Linked DNA regions of Homo sapiens: all the other regions are linked to region 1. Evidence: read pairs that join two places in POLR2A ChIA-PET (ENCODE). Cell type or tissue: MCF 10A. All regions are shown on one strand. Each heading gives the region's core, and the rest is flanking DNA. Links, peaks and the distances in the headings are about the cores only.

The links. ChIA-PET counts read pairs that join two places held together with the same protein. Peaks named below come from ENCODE experiments on the same cell type or tissue, not always from the same donor. Only the 100,000 strongest peaks of a DNase experiment are listed, where the experiment ranks them.
Region 2: POLR2A ChIA-PET joins it to region 1 with 5 read pairs; 1 of 35 experiments calls an interaction of 5 or more read pairs at or near these places.
Region 3: POLR2A ChIA-PET joins it to region 1 with 6 read pairs; 1 of 35 experiments calls an interaction of 5 or more read pairs at or near these places.

Annotation. Positions count from the first base shown.
Region 1 is chr11:11,778,343-11,786,454 of GRCh38, forward strand. It overlaps MIR8070 (microRNA 8070), which reads right to left and starts at 4,880; the gene lies at 4,793-4,880. In MCF 10A, for the core only: no CTCF peak of the experiment used is centred there; a DNase peak (open chromatin) is centred at 4,379.
Region 2 is chr11:11,564,217-11,569,795 of GRCh38, forward strand. All of the region lies in intron 1 of GALNT18 (polypeptide N-acetylgalactosaminyltransferase 18), which reads right to left. Among named protein-coding and RNA genes, the nearest start is that of GALNT18-AS1, 3.0 kb to the right of the region's middle. RefSeq lists an enhancer at 3,786-3,835. In MCF 10A, for the core only: no CTCF peak of the experiment used is centred there; DNase peaks (open chromatin) are centred at 3,815, 4,245 and 4,825.
Region 3 is chr11:11,581,139-11,586,717 of GRCh38, forward strand. The region is part of intron 1 of GALNT18 (polypeptide N-acetylgalactosaminyltransferase 18); the gene reads right to left. Among named protein-coding and RNA genes, the nearest start is that of GALNT18-AS1, 14 kb to the left of the region's middle. In MCF 10A, for the core only: no CTCF peak of the experiment used is centred there; a DNase peak (open chromatin) is centred at 3,443.

The DNA of each region.
Region 1 (8,112 bases), core at 2,254-6,253:
TGATCAAGTCCTCAAAGAGCTCTGTGACCCAAAAAACGGTTGGGAGCAACTGCTCTAGAAATTTGTTGTCTTCATAAATGTTTCTGACTCTTAGTTTCTGTTTTTATCCCTTCTCTAAGTACCAACTTCCTACATAAAAAAGGACAAGGTCAACAACATTAAATGGACACTTTGAGCATTATTCATTTTATTTGTAGTAAAAGCCCAACATATAAATTCAGCTATGAGTCTAAGTTATGCTGAAACACTGAAAGACATTTTCCCTGCCCATAACTGACCTCATTCTCTGGTAACACATCCCATTTCAGAACCTACTCTCTAATAGCTGATGCTTCTATGAGAATGTAAATCAATTTTAATTTGGACTTTAGCTTCTGCAGCAAGTGCCTTTGAAGAAGCACCTTCCTAAGAATGCCAACTTGCACCTTTACAGCCTGATAATTGGGATAGAGGCTTGACTGCCACCCATTTCCTTTCTATGAGGATGTGGGGGGTAGCGTTTCTGGGAAACTGACACCTTCGCCAAACATTAAGAGATATTATATTGTTCAAACTTAGCCTAAAGAAGGAACTTGTGCCACTTCTGCATGCCAAAGCAGTCTGGGGGATGTGGTTTGGATGCCAAACTATTGGATTTTCTATGATATCCCGATGGTTTAGGGGGACTACATAAGTGATTGTTGGCTGGGCGCAATGGCTCATGCCTGTAATCCCAGCACTTTGGGAAGCCAAGGCAGGTGGATTGCTAGAGGTCAGGAGTTGGAGACCAGCCTGGCTAACATGCCAAATGCCGAAACCCCGTCTCTACTAAAAATACAAAAATTAGCTGGGTGTGGCGGCAAGTGCCTGTAGTTCCAGCTACTTGGGAGGCTGAGGCAGGAGAATCACTGGAACCTGAGAGGCGGAGGTTGCAGTGAGCCAGGATAGTGCCACTGCACTCCAGCCTGGGTGACAGAGCAAGACTCTGTCCAGAAAAAAAAAAAAAAAGAGAGAGAGAGAGAGATTGTTTAAAAATGGGACTATCCTGGAAAATCTGGAATATATGTGTCCTGGAGGAAGAAAATGTCTCCTGACCTCAAGAAAATGTGCAGTCTAGTTGGGTTGATAGTATGCACACACAAGAAAAAAATAAACCTACTTGACAAAGGAACAAGGCAGTGAATGTTCAGTGTAAGGTAAATTATTCAGATAAGGGGAAGGGAGGGTGAAGGAATTCAGAGAAAAAAGCTGCCACTAGGCAGGAAAGCGTTCACAGAAAAATATGCATAAATAAGGGGCAAAGACAAGGAATTAACATACTATGAACATCGTGCTCTCATATTTAACTTCATCCTTATGCCTCAAACATTTAGAGAGTGCCTACTATGTGCCAGATACAACATCAGGTGATTTTACGTATATTATCTGTTAATCCTCACAACTATATATGAGGTAGGGATTATTCTTCTCATTTCATGAATGAGAACTGAAGCTCAGAAAGGGTAAATAACTTTCCCAGAACACACAGCTAGTAAATGGCTGAGCCAGAATGAAAACCCAGGTCTCTCTGACTCCGAAGACTACATTCTTTCTATACCACAGTGTCCATAAAAAGCTACTAAGACAAAGTGGATGAACCTCAAAAACATTATGCTAAGTAGAAGAAGCCAGGCACAAAACGTCATGTATTGTATGATTCTATTTATATGAAATATCCAGAGTAGGTAAATCCATAGAGACAGAAAGCAGACCAGTGTTTGCCAGGGACCTGGGAAAGCGGTGAAAGGCAAATGACTGCTTAATGGGTACAGTTTCCTTTGAGGGTGATAAAAATGACTTGGAACTAGACAGAGATGATGGTTGCACAACTACTGAATTACTAAATGCCACTGAATTGTACACTTTAAATGGTTAACTGTTAATTTTATGTTATGCAAATTTTACCTGTATTTTTAAAAGCTATTAGAAAGGAGAGTTTGAGGAGACAAAACCAGGGAAATGGAACACTCATCATATTTGGGGAACAATGAGGAGACTGAGCCAAGTGGAGCAGCACGAAGAGCCAACATTTTCTTCTCAGCTCAGATGAAGAATTTGGGTAAAAGTGTGAGTAACTTTCCTTAGTTTAGAGTGAGAGAATTCCCAGGCACAGACACCTGCCTTCCTTAATCACAGAAAGAGCTGCCCTAGCTGGTCCAAAATGCCTCTGGTTGCATTTTGGTGTTAGGAGGGGTGAACGCCACCTCTCCTGTGGGTCTCCTAAATTCAGCAGACACAGTATTCTGCTTGAGCATTCCCAAGTGATTCCTCAATCTACGAAATGTGGTTATTTCTTGGTTACTGAGGGGCAACTCTAAATCTCTGTAAACCTGAAATACGTGGAATCATCTCTTTACTAATGAGGGTGCGCAACCGGCCATCCTGCATCTTATCTCCTGTGGGCTGGCTTTGATCTTGGCATTGAGGGTGCAGCAACTCTCAGGAAGGGTCTCAGGAGCCACTTGAGATATTTGATTGTCTTTACTGCCTCTTATGTGAGATGTAATAGGCACTAAAGCAACTCATGTGGATGGGAACTTCCGCAGGCCAAGGCACACCCCCAGTCAAGGGTCTGCCATCCAAGCTGCAGCAAGCCTGGCACAGACCTACCTCAGAGCATCACTTTCCTTCCAAGCTCTTTGGGAAATGTTTGCCTTCACTCCACACGCTCCTCTCAGATGTACACGCACCATTGACGGTGGCTTCTATTTACTCAGAGTTTCACTGTGCAAACGAATCTTTTCAAAGCCCTGCAGCCTTTCTGGCAGCAAGAAGGAGGCAGCATATGTGAGTGGGCTCTACTGCTTTCCCTCCCTTCCCCAGTGCCTGGGACGTGGCTGCCCTGGTCGGCCTGTAGCGCAGTTTCCTCCATAGAATAGGCTCTGCTCCTGGAAGGTGTCTACTGAGTGGGTCTGGGATACAAGAACTAGCCTCTTCAGCTGCCCGCTCATGCCCATTATTGGGGTAATGGTAGTGCCCAGAAAGGGTGCTTCCCACAGACCAGTTCAGAGTTTTGCATGGTGTCAACTATGATGCTGAAAGTCACATTCTGTGTAGGATCCAGTAAGAATTCTACAAGGTGTCCTGTGCAGTGGTGCACATAGGATTCCATCCAGTGCCTAATGCATTATCCACTCAAGTGCTCTATGCAGTGACCACCCTCAGCCCAGGGAGTTATAAGGTAGTGCTGCCTGGGCAATGACCAGTGAGATGACCTCAGCCATCCCAAACATACAATCTGGCCAAGAGTTCTATGCCATGCTCAGCTCAATTCCCCACAGAGTGCTCCAAGCTAAGCCCAGCATGAGGTCTGACACTGTGCTGAATATAATTCCTAGTGCCCAATGAGTGCCCACTGGATGCCCTTCAAGGTGGCCAATGAATGGACTTCACACCCCAGTGAGTGACACACCTGGGAAGTTCTCTCTTGCCCAAACCCCCCCTGCTAGGGAGAAGTAGGACCACCCCTCTGACCTCCTGATAAATCTCAACCTCACTGCCAGCCTCTCCACAGGCTCTTGGTGTCTTTAAAAAGCCACACAATATTATTTTATCTAAACAAGCAACTTGCTCTAAACCTGAAGCCAACCAAGAAAACATAAAACCCGAATACTAACATAACAAAGTTTTATTTTGAGATTCTTTTTTACATCTTTTAAAAGCAAGGTGTAGTACATGCTTATTATAACACAAAACATGACAAGCAAATAGTACAGGAACCTATTACATAGAAAGTGAAATTCCCTGTTTCCTTTCCTCTCTCTCCCATCTCCCATCAATCCCTCTTTCTAGAATTAACTACCATTTATTTGGTTTGCATCCTTTTGGGTCTGTTCCATGCATTACTCAGACATTTACATTACATGCATTTAACTCTTTTTTATACATATGAGCTGATACTGATGCATTCTTCTGAAACCTGCTTTTTTCATTTAATATAATGTGATAATGTGGTCACCTCTCCATGTCTATGCATACGTATTTACTTCCTCACCTTTAGTTAATGCATATTATTCCATAGTACAAAGGTACTTCCAGTTTTTTAACCAGTCCTCTGTTGATGGCATTTAGACCATTTCCACTTTTTCACTGCCACAAACAACATTGCAATTACCATCTTTTATGTACTGATAATTCTGCAAAATCACCCTCTGAAAAGATTGTAACAATTTACACTTCTTCATGATGAGCACAGTAGAAATCTTTCCCTTGCTTCTGGAAAGCCATTAATCGACTCCACTTTAAGAAATGCAGGAGGCAGAAGGTTGCCAACGCAAGCTGCATGTCCCTTCTGTCTATTCAGAATGGAACTGCCTGTTCTCACTGGGCTTGGGTGTGGTCCCTTTGTCTTGCAATATGCAAGCTGGAGCCCAGTCCTTGGCATGCTCTCCCAGCTGCCAGGTGTGAGGACCTGCCCTCAGTGCACAGGAGGCAGGCTCAGCTTACATGGTGATAAGGTCTCATTCACAGAGAAGCAGGCTTCACTCACATGGGATCAGGCTTCACCCACATGGAACCAGGCTTCACACACATGGAATCAGGCTTCATTCACATGGTAATCAGGCTTCACTCATATGGGATCAGGCTTCACTCACATGGAACCAGGCTTCACCCACATGGAACCAGTCTTCATTCACATGGTAATCAGGCTTCATCATGTGGGATCAGCCTTCATTCACATGGGATCAGCCTTCATTCACATGATGATCAGGCTTCACTCACATGGAGTCAGCCGTCAATCACATGGGATCAGGTTTCACTCACATGGAATCAGGCTTCACTCACATGATGATCAGGCTTCACTCACATGATGATCAGGCTTCACTCACATGGAGTCAGCCGTCAATCACATGGGATCAAGTTTCACTCACATGGAATCAGGCTTCACTCACATGATGATCAGGCTTCACTCACATGATGATCAGGCTTCACTCACATGGAATCAGGCCTCAGTCACATGGGAACCACTGTAGGATCAGGTTTCACCCACATGGGGTCAGGCGTGGCTCACATGGTGATCAGAGTTTGCAGTGTTTCTGCTTCTGCTGCCCCATGACTATCTCGAGAGATCCCTTGAGTGATGCAGGGATCCCTAAATGAGCACAGAGCCATTGGTCATCCCTAATTTCCATAGAACAGTCTTTCTGTCTATCTGACAGGCTCTAGGTCCCTGGCTTTCCCTTTAGTTCCCCACTTGGACTGGAGCCCAACTGACCAGGGCTCCGCCCTCTTCTCTTTGCTCCCTCCAGCTCAGCACCAGCCTTGGTGCCAGCACCCCCACTGACAATGATGGTGAGATTCTTGAGATTCATGCCACTCTCTCACTCCTCTACCTTCTGTTCTGGACTGGGTCAGAACTACCTCATTCTCCAGAATTGGGGATTTGGACAACTGAGCAGTCCCGCTTTTATCATAGCTGCCCAAGCATCTCTCTGCCAGCCTGTGCTTCCCACCTCGTGCAGTGCCAGGAACCAGGATGTCTCATGGCTGGCTTTATCTCACATTTCACTCATTCATTCAACAAATCTTTATGATATGCCACTGTACACCATGCACATTTTCTACCAAACTGTAAATGTCCTAAAATAACTACATACGTATCAAGTTCTGTGTTTCTTTTGTAATATGGATGGCAAGTTATTGAAATTTTATGAATTCATTACTATAAACCGGATACAGTTCAGTCCTCTTTCTGGAATAAATGCACTTCTAGACAGTTACCACTATAGCACTCTATCCCATCCCACTGATTGTATAATAAAAGTCAACATGTATTAAGTACTCTTCAAGTTTGGTCCAAGAGGCATACATGTGTTCGTTTAAATCCCCACCAGAACAACCCTATAAGTACCATTGTTATCACCATTTTACAGGTGATGATCTGAAGTTAAATGAGTCACCTGAGTTCACACAGACTGGAAGGAACAGAGCCAGGATCCAAATCCAGACATTTGACATCAGGGCTTACACTCTTTTTTTTTTTTTTTTTTTTTGAGATGGAGTCTCGCTCTGTCACCAGGCTGAAGTGCAGTGGTGCAATCTCGGCTCACTGCAACCTCCGCCTCCTGGGTTCAAGTGATTCTCCTGCCTCAGCCTCCTGAGTAGCTAGGACTACAGGCACCCACCACCATGCCTGGCTAATTTTTGTATTTTTAGTAGAAACTAGGTTTCACCGTGTTGGCCAGGATGGTCTCGATCTCTTGACCTCAGGTGATCCACCTGCCTTGGCCTCCCAAAGTGCTGGGATTACAGGCGTGAGCCACTGTGCCACTGCGGCCTCCCACACTGTTCATTGTTATGGCATTCTGCACCTCCATAGTGGTTCTCTACATGAGTTCCGTGGGCAGAAAACCAAAAAACTCATCAGGGGCAGCTTTGGGAAAGCCTGAAAGATAAAAGGGACAGAACCTAAAATGAGAGCAACAGTTCTGAGCTGTGACCAGTGAGATACCTTGGCGGGCTCAGTGATCTGCAGATGGCAGGGCAGGGCATTTTGTCCAGCATTTTCCAGTGATGCCATGTGGTAGATCCTCAGAGGCCACTGCAGAGGCATGGAGATTTCAGCTTCATCCTGCTGCCAAGAGTCCTACTGATGAGCAGTGGCCATCCAGACTTACTATTCCTTCAACTCCAGTCATCTCTAAGCTTGTCTGCATGGGGGCTACTAAGAGCTCACTGTGAGAACGAAGGTCAAGGACTCTGGGGTCAAAGTGTCTGGACCTATTCACCTCCTGGCTGTACCACTTCATAGATGTGAGATAAGTTACTAAACATATCTGTGCCTCAATTTTCTCAGGTATAAAATGGGGACAATAATAGTATCTTTCTCAGAGAGTTGTTGTGAGAGTTTATCTAATGAAATGTGTATAAAGTACTGAAAACGTCAATAAATACTATTTTTATGACTTCCCAAGGGCCTGCTGACCACTCTGGAACAGTTGAGGCAGTGAACATAGAGCCATGACCACAGACTTGCTAGGTGTTACAAGTTACTTAGTAGGTGTTACAAGGCACATCCAGAACAGGGGAAGGTGGCAACAGAATGGCATGAAAATAACTATATTAGTTTTCTAGGGCTGCTGAAACAAAGTCCAAAAACTGAGTGGTTTAAACCAGGGGTCCCCAACCCCCAGGCAACAGACCAGTACCACTCTAAGTTACATGCTCCTTATAAGAATCTAGGCCGGGTATGGTGGCTCACACCTATAATCTCAGCACTTTGGGGGGCAGAGGCAGGGGGATCACGAGGTCAGGAAATCGAGACCATCCTGGCCAACATGGTGAAACCCCATCTCTACTGAAAATACAAAATTTAGCTGGGCGTGGTGGTGCATGCCTGTAATCCCAGCTACTCGGGAGGCTGAAGCAGGAGAATCTCTTGAACCCGGGAGGCGGAGGTTGCGGTGAGCCAAGATCACGCCACTGTACTCCAGCCTCAGCGACAGAGTAAGACTCTGTCTCCCAAAAAAAAAAGAATCTAATGCCTGATGATCTGTCCCTGTCTCCTATCACCCTCAGATGGGACCACCTAGTTGCAGGAAAACAAGCTCAGGGCTCCCACTGATTCTACCTTATGGTGAGTTGTATAATTATATCATTATATATTAAACGTGATAATAATAGAAATAAAGTGCATAATAAATGTAATGTGCTTGAATCATCTTGAAACCATTCCCCTGCAACCCCCCAACCCTGGTGAAAAAATTATCTTTCATAAAACCAGCCCGTGGTGCCAAAGAGGTTGGGGACTGCTGGTTTAAACAACAGAAATTCATTGTCCATGGTTTGGAGGCTGAAAGTCTAACATTAGGGTATCAGTAGGTGAGTTCCTTTTCAGGGCTGTGCAGAAGGATCTGTTCTAGGCCTGTGTCCTTGGCACGGATGGCACCTTCTCCCTATGTCTCTCCACATTGTCTTCTCTTCACGCATGTCTCTGTGTCCAAATTTCTCCTTTTTATAAAAACACCAGTCATATTGGATTAGGCTCCACCAGAATGACCTCATTTTAACTTGATTACCTCTATAAAGATCCTATCTCCAAATAAAGTCACTCTCTAAGTAGGGCACTGGGGATGAGGACTTCAACATACGAAT
Region 2 (5,579 bases), core at 1,580-5,579, 210 kb before region 1:
CCATAACCACTGTGCTATACTGCCTTCACCTGAAGGCTCATCTTAAGAGATATGCACCTGACTCTCTGTCAAGCCTCCCCTTCAGGTCCTAGAATGACAGGCACATACATCCCTGGGAGTCTACATTCTGCTGGCAACTCCAGCTGAGAACCCAAATCCCCGGAAGGATTCCAGGCAAGTGCTCACTCAGAAGAGCAGAACTAGAATGCACATAAAATAGCTCCATCACATGAGACCCCCCTGGGTCTTCTCATCCATGCCTCCCTTCTTTTCTTCCCCACGGCCCTATGCATTTTATCTGCCTTATTTGAGGGCTGAAAGAGTCATTTGCCTCAAAGGCAAACCTGAAAACTGTCAGAGCTCATCAGCACGGTGGCAATGCAGGCAGCCCCCAATTCCAGAACAAATTGGTAGCTAATGATGTTGGTTGGAATTTAATACCAACTTATCTATGAAAACCCTGCTAACCCAAGAAGTATCCAGCCAGTCAACCCACACAGCACATTTGCCTAGACTATCCCTGGTCAACCTTTACTCTAGGTTGTGCTGTTGGTAGGCACTAGCCACACATGGCTATTTAAATTAAATATGTTAATTACAATTAAATAAGTCAAACTAGCTACATTTCAAGTGTTCATAAGTGGCCTGTGTCTGCTCGATACCATAGTGAACAGAATAGGTCTAGAACATCTCCCTCCCCACAGAATGCTTGCTCTATTGGACAGCCCTGATCTAGACCCTAACCCCAAACTCCAGCACTGCAGAAGATAATATATTCCTTCACAGGTTAAACTCGGGGTGCCAGGGATACACCACTGCTCCCAAGGGAAATTAGTGAACACTGCAAGTGACTGGAAAGGGGCTGTGGAACCACCAGCTCCCAGTATGTACACTGGTTCTGACACTTCCTAACCATAAGACCATCACTGTTTGCCTCCACTGCCTCATCTGGAGCATGGGGACAGTGCCCTGTTCCCAGAGGTCTATAAGGGTCAAGTGAGATGATGCTCAGCACACTCAGTGCTCCTTCTGTCGCCTGCTAATGCTACCTGCCACATAGGGGTGGCTGGGATCCCCAACTCTAAGCAATCACCAAATGATTACCACAGTCTGGAAAAGAGTGGTGAAGGGCTGGAACAGGACTGGCGGTGGCAGAGGAGCAGTGGTGGGAAGGGTTCTGGTATGCCTGTGGCTTCAGTAGTCCACCCTGCTTTCTTCCATCTCTCATTTTGGTTCCTGCATTAGATTGATCTAAGGCCTCTAAGCATGAGGGTAAGTGCCCCAAATGCAAGCACTGGGAAAGGAAGGAGCAGAAGAAAAAGGAGGCTGGAAATTCCACAAGATGGTCCTAAGAATAGGAGAGGAGCCCCTGCACCATGGAGGAATCCATTCATTCATTCAGTAAACAATGGCTGAGCATTTTAGGACCTTATATTAGGCACCAAGGAGACACAGATGAATAAAACATGGACCCTGCCCTCAAGGCCTCCACAAACTAGTGGGTGAGACTAACAGAAAATAGATCAATGCACTTGTGTGGTCAGTGCTACAACATCAGAAAATCCAGTCGGTCTTGGGAGCTTAGACAACCAGATGGTGGGTAAAGGGGTCTTGAGAACAGGAAGTTAAAAAGGTTTTGGAGGTTTCCAAGAGATGGTGCTTGCACTAAATCTTTAAGACAGTGTAGAGAAGTGTTTTGAGCAAAGGAAACCGCAGGAACAAAGAACAAGGATATGGCACCTAAATACTCATGTCACTAGGTAGTTCCATAGAGCTGGGACCTTACAGGGAATTGATGAGAGATATGGATGGAGCATGCAGAACATAGGAAACCTGTTGTCATTTGTATGTAAAGAATGTTCATAAGTTAGGGATCACATATATTTTTTTAAATTAAAAACATATGCAAAGCATGAGCCTTGATTAGATACTGGATTACACAAACGTTAATGCACAGGTTGGGAAACTTTTTCTTAAAGAGTCAAATAGTAAAATATTTTAGACTTTGAGGAATATACAGCCTTTCTCCCAAATATTCAACTCTGCAGCTGTAGTGCAGAAGCAACCAGAGACAATATGTAAATCAATGAGTGGGACTGTGCTCCAATAAAACTTTATTTATGAAAACAAGCAGTGAGCAGGATTTGGCCCAAGTAGCCAAGCCTCACTATGAAGAACATCCTTGGGACCAGCAGGCAACTCTGACTGAGGATTGTAAGTAACACTATTGTATTGACATTAATTCCCCTGAGTGTGATAAATACATTGTGGTTCTGCAGGAGAATATCTCTGCTCTTGGGAGATGTCTTTCTTGAGAGGTGTCTTCGATCTGCAGAAGTGCTTAGAGGGCTTAATGGCTGTAACTAATTCTCAAATGGTTCAGGGAGATAACAAGTATATATAGAAAGAAAGATAAGAGAAATATGGCAAAATGTTAACAATGGTGAGTCTAGGTGAAGGATATACAGATGTTCCTTGCATTATTCTTGCAACTTTTTTGTAAACTTGAAATCTTTTGAAATAAAAAGTTTGGAAAAAATAGAAATTTGAGAAAATTCAGAGGAACAAAAGGTCCTGATGAACAGACCACTTTGAACCCCTTCCATTCTTCAGACCCCTCTGAAGTGACCTAGCACCGGCTTGTTTTTCTGCAGAGTGGATGTGAGTACATTTTGATTACGTGTTCCACCTTCCGTGATTAGTTGTGCACTACCAGAGAAGGTCATTTGAATGGGAAAATGAGTGCAGCTTCCTGGATCCTGCTTAGGCCTCTTTTTGCCTGAATTCCTGCTCTCCTTACCCAACAGCCTGGAGGACAGCTTCCTTTTGACATTCGGGCCTCAGAAGCTATGGAAGAACAAGCAGCCAGCCAGTATGGAATTTCCTGCAGGAGGTAGACTCAAGAGCAGCCAGGAGCAAAAGCAAGTCCTTAAGTGGCATTTGTCTGATCAAAGGCCACCTGGAAGCCTATAGGTGATTTATGTGAAGGTTTCTGCTGAGCCAGGAGCTGCTGACAAAGGTTAGCAGCAACACTTTTCCTAGTAACCTAGATCCAAATCTCTAATGATCCCATAGAGTGGGATTTCCTGATTCTTGACTTATTAGAAATCAATACCATCAAAAATACTAACACCTCCATTAAAGAAGGCATCCATTGATTTCCACTGGGAAGGTGGAGGCATTTGGAGGCTCGGTATCTTAAGGAGATTCAGTTTTGATTTTTCATCTGTCAAAGTAATACCATAATGTACAAAACATACAATTTCTGGCAAGTGGTGAGGGGAGGGTAGTAGGAATGACCATTCCAGCTCTCCTACCCTCCTGCTTCCCTGAAAAGCATAGTCTTAAAGCATTGTTCGTCAGCGGTGCTTCTTGGGCCCCTCTGGGCCCCAAACCCAGCCAGCCCCACCAGGAGATGCCCATCACTGCCTCTGCAAGCCAGCTCAGGTGCATATCCTCTTATGGAGGAGAAAAATGCAAACAGAAGTTACCCACAAGGGATACATGGCATTGTTTGGGAATCAAGGATCTGACTTTCTCAATGTCTCCAAGACTTAGGATCCAGAATTCTTAAAAAGTCTTTCTGTCTCCAAAGACTATGTCCTAGGGAGATAAACATCCTATATACCTAGGGAGATAAACATCCTATATATCTTCCACCAATCACCCCAAAACACCCATTCTGGTACAATGCATTCGTTAACAGTTACCACCCTCACCCTGTCTTTAAGAGAACTATATAACCCATCTCCCTTGCCTTGTGACTCACAAAGGCCTGGCCCCACTGCCAGGCATTGCCACGTGACTGATTTTGGCCAACAGAGTGTGAGCAGACATGAAGGATGCCAGGTCTGAACAGAAGTTGTAAATGTGACTATACAATTTGGCTCAGCCTCTTGCTGTTCTCAACCACAATAAAACAGGCAGATCACAAAACGAGAAAGTATGTGGAGCAGAACCACAGCCAACGCACAGCCCAGGTGACATAAGGAAGAAAGAAACTGTTGCTTTGTAAGCCACTGAGAGTTGAGGTTGTTTGTTATGCAGCCAGACTTCGCGACAACTGACTAATTACCCTTCAATACAGGAGTAGCAGGTAGCTCTGGGGAGTTGGCCAGCTCTTTGCACCTATGTCCTGTGGCTCCTATCACCCACCTAACAAAGCCCAGGCCTAGTTCCAATTTCACCATAACTCATTTTCCATCCATTTATACCCTAGGCTCCTTAAGAAGTGAATCTTCCCGGCAACACCCTTAGTTCATGACTCATCCTGCCAGTGACTCTGGTTAAGGGGGGAAAAAGGTAGGTTTAATGTTTCAGCAACGCCACTGGAGATCTCAGAGTAAAAATCACCCCCTTTTCCTCTCCTGGGGAGGCTCCACACCAAGAGCCAATGGAGACTCACTGTCTAAGATAGAGAGCAAGATGTACAGGAGAGGGCACTGGACTAGGAGTCTGGAGTTCTGGATTTGGATTCAGGCTAAGTCACTGGGCCATGTGACCCCCTTAAAACCACGGAGTCTCTAAGGGCCTGGGTGACCTAGTACAAGTCATTCCCTCTGTCTAAACTGATCAGTGGTTTTCAAACCCAGCATTGGTTTCCTTGGAGATGTCTTAGCCGATAGCTGAGATGAGAAGAAGCCTGTGGCCAATATAACCTCATCCCCTGCTTCTGCCAGATGGGCTCTGTTTTGATCTACTGTACAAATTCGGTTTCTAGGTAAGATGTTGCTTAGCCAAGAATCCCATAGCTAAATGCATTTCAAAATCACTGATCAGGTGATCTCTGAGGGCCTTTCCAGATCTGACACATGCTGATCCTCCCTGATGCCTGACTTCTTGTATATTCTGTGGCCACCCACTTCCTTGCCATTGTAGTCAAGGATTTACTAACACCCAGAGGGCACCCAGTAGTGAATGACTGACAAGCAAGAATGTAACAAGGTAGATTCACAACAACTCAACCAAGAGTTATAAAACAGCTTCCTCTATTTCTCCAAGGTGATTATTAGATTTTGGAAGGCTGAAGGGAAAAAAAAAAAAAAAAGCAGTTCAGAGACACCATCAAGGAAGTGAGCTCAATGTTTTAGCTTTCTACTTGTGGTTTATCTTCTGCCTTGAGTATCTGGGTAAGACCACCACTTGCCCCCACCCCAATACCCCAAGCTGGAAAAAGGTTCTTTGGAGTGAGATTCACACTTTTAGATCACTAAATACAGCCAACATGTCCTGGAAACCATCTCATGTTTATCACATCCTCTGGGAATTCTAAGAAATTCTGATCTCAGAGGGCTTGCAGACCATGGAACCTCTGCCCAAGGGGCTGGGAGCTTTTGGTTTCCCAAAGCCTCGTTTGAGTGGACCCATATTCTATCATAGGAGAACAAGGCCAAGTTCACTAAACCAAGGGCTATGTCCCATCTGCCTGGGCAAACTGTCCTTCCTGAAATGGCTGAACAATACCCAATGTGACAGGAATCCATCCATTCTTCCACCCAGCACTAACCATGGGACCCCAGAGCAGGACTAGGGTTGACTATGACCTACGTCCAAGTTGCTGGTAAGTAGGCAAGCAGTGA
Region 3 (5,579 bases), core at 1,580-5,579, 200 kb before region 1:
CTTCCAAAGACATGAGACAAAAGTGCCCTGAGGCCTGAGGTGGGGCAGGGCTGGAGTAGGGGCCCCGACAGCACTGTCCATGCTGGTGTTGATGAGTATAAGTACAGAGCAGAAGAGAAGGCCAGTACAACAGGCAGGCCTCACAGAATCACCAAGGAGCACTGGCTGTGGCCAATGTGACAGATTCATTTTCATCCGGGTACACAAAGACTCTAAACAGAGCCAGGTGCTGGTCATGTGTGATTCCTGCCTTCTGGGGATGCCTGCCAGGATTTTCTGCTTCCCTCGCCCACCTGTAATAGCTGCTGCATTTCCTGCTATTTTTGAGGTAAACACTGATCCAAGCAAGGACAGGGGCACGCTACAGTGAGACCCCAGCTGACCTCCCCTCCTCCTCCCCTGCCCCCTCCCCATGACACCCCCAGCCCTTGGCAGGACTTGGTCACCTGCTGCACTCACAGAGCAGGGCTCCTGAAGGGTGCAGCTTGTTATTAATTCAACAGGGGCTGCCGAGTGGGCACTTTATCCCGCCTGGCTCCTGCTACCCACTCCTGGCTAAGCTCACAGACGAAGAGAAATTCTCCATCCAGGGGCCTAAAAAGAATGCATGTGGCTGCTGCATCTTTAGCAGGATAGAAGCAGCCAGGCAGGGAGAGGTTGTGCTTATTCCTAAAAGGGTGGTCACTCTCCACATGCTGGGAGCCTCTTTTCTTTGAGACCCACAGGTGACCAGCCATTCACATTCAACATCTAATTATTGAAAGTCCACCAGATGTCAGGCATCTGGTATACCAGATAGGGGGCTAAAGAGGACAAAGTCCCTGCCCCCAGGATGTTTACAGTTTACTGGAAGAGAAAGACAACAAATGAGTAATCTAGTATTTCCTAGTATACATGAGGTTCCATGTATACTGTGTATTAGGAAAAACCAAGCAGAGGCAGTGGGAAAGAGTAGAATGGGCTGCTAGGGAAAGCCTCCCTGGAGAGGTGACATATGGGGAAGAGGGCTGAACAAAGTGAAGAGGGCATTCCCGAAAGAGGAAAGAGCAGGCAAAGGCTCTGAAGCAGGAACAAAGCTGATGTGTTTGAGAACAGCACAAGCTGATGGGTCAGAGCAGAATGAGAGGCTTCAGAGAGTGGAGGGAGAAAAGGGCAGGGAGCTGGGCATGGCCAGGAGGCAAAGGGCCTTTGTTCCCAATCATTCACTGCCCCTCCCTATAAGAGGGCTATGCATGCCTGTCCGTTGCCCCGTGGCTTGCAGTGCTATCCAGTGGGGGATTCTGTGTCCCATCCCACAGTGACAATGAGTGACTGTCTCACTTGCTTGGACCACTGGAATAGGAGCAGAAGTGATAAACATGCACCAATTTGAGAAGAAGCTTTAAGAGCCATTATGACTTACAGCTATTGTTCTCTTTTCCTCTGCCACAAGATGGAAACAATAGCTGCTCCCTCAGCCCAGTTCCTGGATTGTAGATATCGTGTGAAGCAGCGCAGACTTTCAGTATGCAGTAGAAATACACATTGAGGGCTAAAAGCCTTTGTGATGTTGCTCCAGCATAACCCAGTGGAAACTAACCAACACAGCCTTTCAGCCCTCATCAAAGGTGATGCAACTTATTCTTCCTACAATTAATAATCATTACAGGGCTTTAGGAAGTAAGCATTTTTAAAAGATTACTCTAGTTGTTGAGTGAAGAACGGACCCACATCAGCTGCACCTCTTTCTCCAACTCCTCACCACAGCCACAGAGCACAGCCACTGCCACACACACCCCACAGAAGTGGTTGTCATGGTCCTGCAGAGAGGAAGATCTAAGATTTCCCTGAACCATCCTATTATCCCCCATGCTATTTTTATATCCCAAAATGAGAGGCATGGGACTCTAAGTCCTGCCAACACTCAACTCAGGAAGGTCGTTCATGTGCTCTTCCATAAAAACCAGGAGGGCCAGCAAAGCCTGGTGCTTTCCAGCTCTTTCCTGAGAAGTTACACTCAATTTGTCCCTTTAATGAGGTTTTTCCACAGCAGCACAGAACCAGTCTCCTGCTGAGTTATTGGTCAGGGAACACAAAGCCAATTCCACCCTGGTCTCCTATTTCTGGCAAGACCATCCTGGGGCTATTTCTCAAAGCAGCTGGTCCTTCTAGATGCTAGCCCTCTGTGTGCACACTTATATCTCATAATGGATGGTGACCTATCAGATGCCTTTGGGTCCTCCAGAGCAGCTGACCAGTGCCAAGTACATAGGAGGAGCTCAATTCATACATTCTGAATGAATGAAGAAATGTAGACTATCTGAATCCATAGGTGAAAATAAAATCCACGGGGTAAAAAGGTTTCTAGCTCTGTTTCTGGCTGGAAAGTGCACGAAAGCTGAGTTTAATCAATAAATAAGAGTTGTAGCTACTAAATTCCTCTCCACCTGGCCCCAGCAAAGGATACATTTACATCTCATTCCCCAAATGTAGGACATCCAAAGACCAGAGGTCCCATGAGACGCCACTTCTTCAAATGCCGACATTTTGAAGAACACACACCAAGATATTTCCAAAGCCCTGACCACATACGTGGTCAGGGAAAATGCTTAAAGCTTCAGCTCCTTTCAGAAAAGCAAAAATCAAACCAGACTTATAGCACTATCGGCCAGTAATGGTTAAGCTCACATGATGTGCAAGGCATTCACTGGGCTAGGAGGGAGAAATAAAGAAATAGCCCTGTCTGCAAGGAGCAGATGATCTCAATATCATTATAAGGCCCAAATAAATGAATTATGGTCTTAGACAAGTCAACGGCTCCCCACAAGATGAAAGCACAAGGTCACACTCAATGAAATAGAGATGAACTGAATTCTTGTGAGGACATAGGAATTCGAAAAGGAATGGCATCATGAGCTGGGCTGGCTGGAGACAGATTTAAGCTTTGAAAACTGTGGTCAAGCAGAAAAGAGATAAGAGGACATACGGAGAGAAGTAAAAAGGGGAAGTAGAAGAAGCGGCCCCTGAGATTCCAGGGAACTTGGTTCCAAATGGTAGGACAAGTGGGCCAGCGGCAATAAAATTAGAGCAAAGTGTCCTTCCAGCAGCTGGGGACAGGAAGCTCGAGGATAGACACTGACCTATGCCAGGAAAGGCCTGGAAGTTATGTCCAGGGAAGAAGAAAAATAAATAAATAACACCTTGCAAACACAAGGGGACAGTTTGTATTTTAAAGTCTTGGAAAAGTAAATCAAAGTAAACAGGAACCTTGGAGCCATCAGGTTACTGTTGGAAAGCTGATGGGAGATGCCGTAAGAGAAATGGGTTCCTATTCTCCAGTGCATTTCAACTGGCCATATTCTCAGCAGTGAATGATGGAGGCAGAGCTCAGAGAAGCACGTCTGAACACGTAAGGACCGAGAGGCGAGTCTTCAGTGAAACACCCACAGAGAGCCGTTTGCCCCTTGAGATTCCTGAGGAGTGTGGAGAGCAAAGAAGCAAACCCAATGAGTCACAGTGTAAATTATTCCTATTAGTCAGTGCTATCTTATAAGCACACATACACATAAAGCACTTCTGCTGCAGACTGAAGTATGAAGGTTGTCTCAAGAGAAAGAGCTTATACAATCGAGGTGGACAATGAACTACGTACTTTTTTCATGAAACACTATTTTCACTTAAAAGAACAACTGATGAACAAATCATAATTATTCATACTTGGGAATTTGGTGAACTTTTCTCAAAGTCTTGTCACTCCAAGGAAAATAAGTGATAATATTTTTCCCCAGTGATAAAATCCAAGCTTTTAAGGAAAATTTATAATTATGGAAAACTTGCCTCCACCACTATGAGCTTGACGGCTTCCCAACACCTAAAGACTTCTGATGATATAAATGGTAATATTAATGGAAGTGATTTTTCACACTGTATAATAAAATATGTCCACATTTAGAAGATCTGCCTAACTCTGTGAGCTTATCCTTTCCAAATGACTAATGTATAATATTACAAAATCATGCTTGGATAAAAGATATAAGCAAAGTACAAGGCAGACCACAGATTTTGATGTAACAGAATATAAAACATTTACTGATGTGGTTTCAGATTTCACTCCAACTTCTAGAAACTTATCACTTGTCCAGTTTGGGTGTAGTATCAAAGAAGAATATCCATAATTATCTGAAAATATTAAAATACTCCTTCTTTTCCCATCTACATATATCTGTGAAGAAAAATCTTTTTTTTTTTTTTTTCCGAGATGGAGTTTTGCTCTTATTGCCCAGGCTGGAGTACAATGGCGTGATCTTGGCTCACCACAGCCTCTGTCTCCCAGGTTCAAACGATTTTCCTGCCTCAGCCTCCGGAGTAGCTGGGATTACAGGCATGCGCCACCACGCCTGGCTAATTTTGCACTTTTTGTAGAGATGGGGTTTCTTCCATGTTGGTCAGGCTGGTCTCGAACTCCCGACCTCAGGTGATCCGCCCACCTTGGCCTCCCAAAGTGCTGGGATTACAGGCATGAGCCACCGCGCCCGGCCGAAAAATCTTTTTCATACTTCAACCAAAACAACATATCACAACAGGCTGAATGCAGAAGTAAATGTGAGACTCCATTTTTCTTCTATCAAACCAGGTATCAAAAAGATTTGTGAAAATAGAAAACAAGGCCACTCTTCTCAATAAGTTTTTTTTTTTTTTTTTTTTTGGCTGTTGCTTTGGAAACTGCAATAGACTGAATGTTTGTGGCCCCCCACCCACACACAAAAGAAGTCACATGCTAAAATCCTAACCCAGGGAGGTGGGGCCTTCGGGAGGTGATTTGGTCATGAGGGTAGAGCCCTCATGGGTGGGATTTGTATCCTTACGAAAGAGAGCCCAGAGAGCTTTCTTATCTCTTCCACCATGTTAGGATGGAACAAGAACGTGGTGGTCTGTGAACCCGGCAGTGGGCCCTTACCAAATGCTGAATCTGCTGGCCCCTTGATCTTGGACTTTCCGGCCTCCAGAACTGTGAAAAATAAATTTCTATTGTTTATAAGCCATGCCATCTAGGGTATTTTATTATAGCAGTCTGAATGGACTAAAACAAATTGTACCAAGAGTCTGTAGTTCTTTTTCACAAAAAGTGTGCTACTTATGTTAATTTATGTAATTGGGTTTATTATTGCCATTGTTAAATAAAATAATTATTTTGAAATTTTCTCAGTTTAAATTTCTATTGTGGCAAATATTAACTGATACAACCTATAGCAACAAAACTCCCTTGGGGTTTTCAATAATTTTTACAAGCATAAAGGAGTCCTAAGACCAAAAAGTTTGAAAACTTCTGGCTTAAACTATAGCTAAAAGATAGGAAATTCTACCTGTTCAGGGCCCAGCATCCATAACTAGCCCCAGTTTCAGCCTCTGTGAAGTGAGATCTTCCCTGTTGACAGGCAGAAACCACCAGGAACCCTTTTGCTTAGGCTGTAGTCAGGACATAGTTGATCTTTTAAAAAAAATAAAACGTTTCAGCATTTATATTTAGCTGGTATGCACTGGTTCCACCATATCAGTTCTTAAAATACTGAAATAGGCCGGGCTTGGTAGCTCATGCCTGT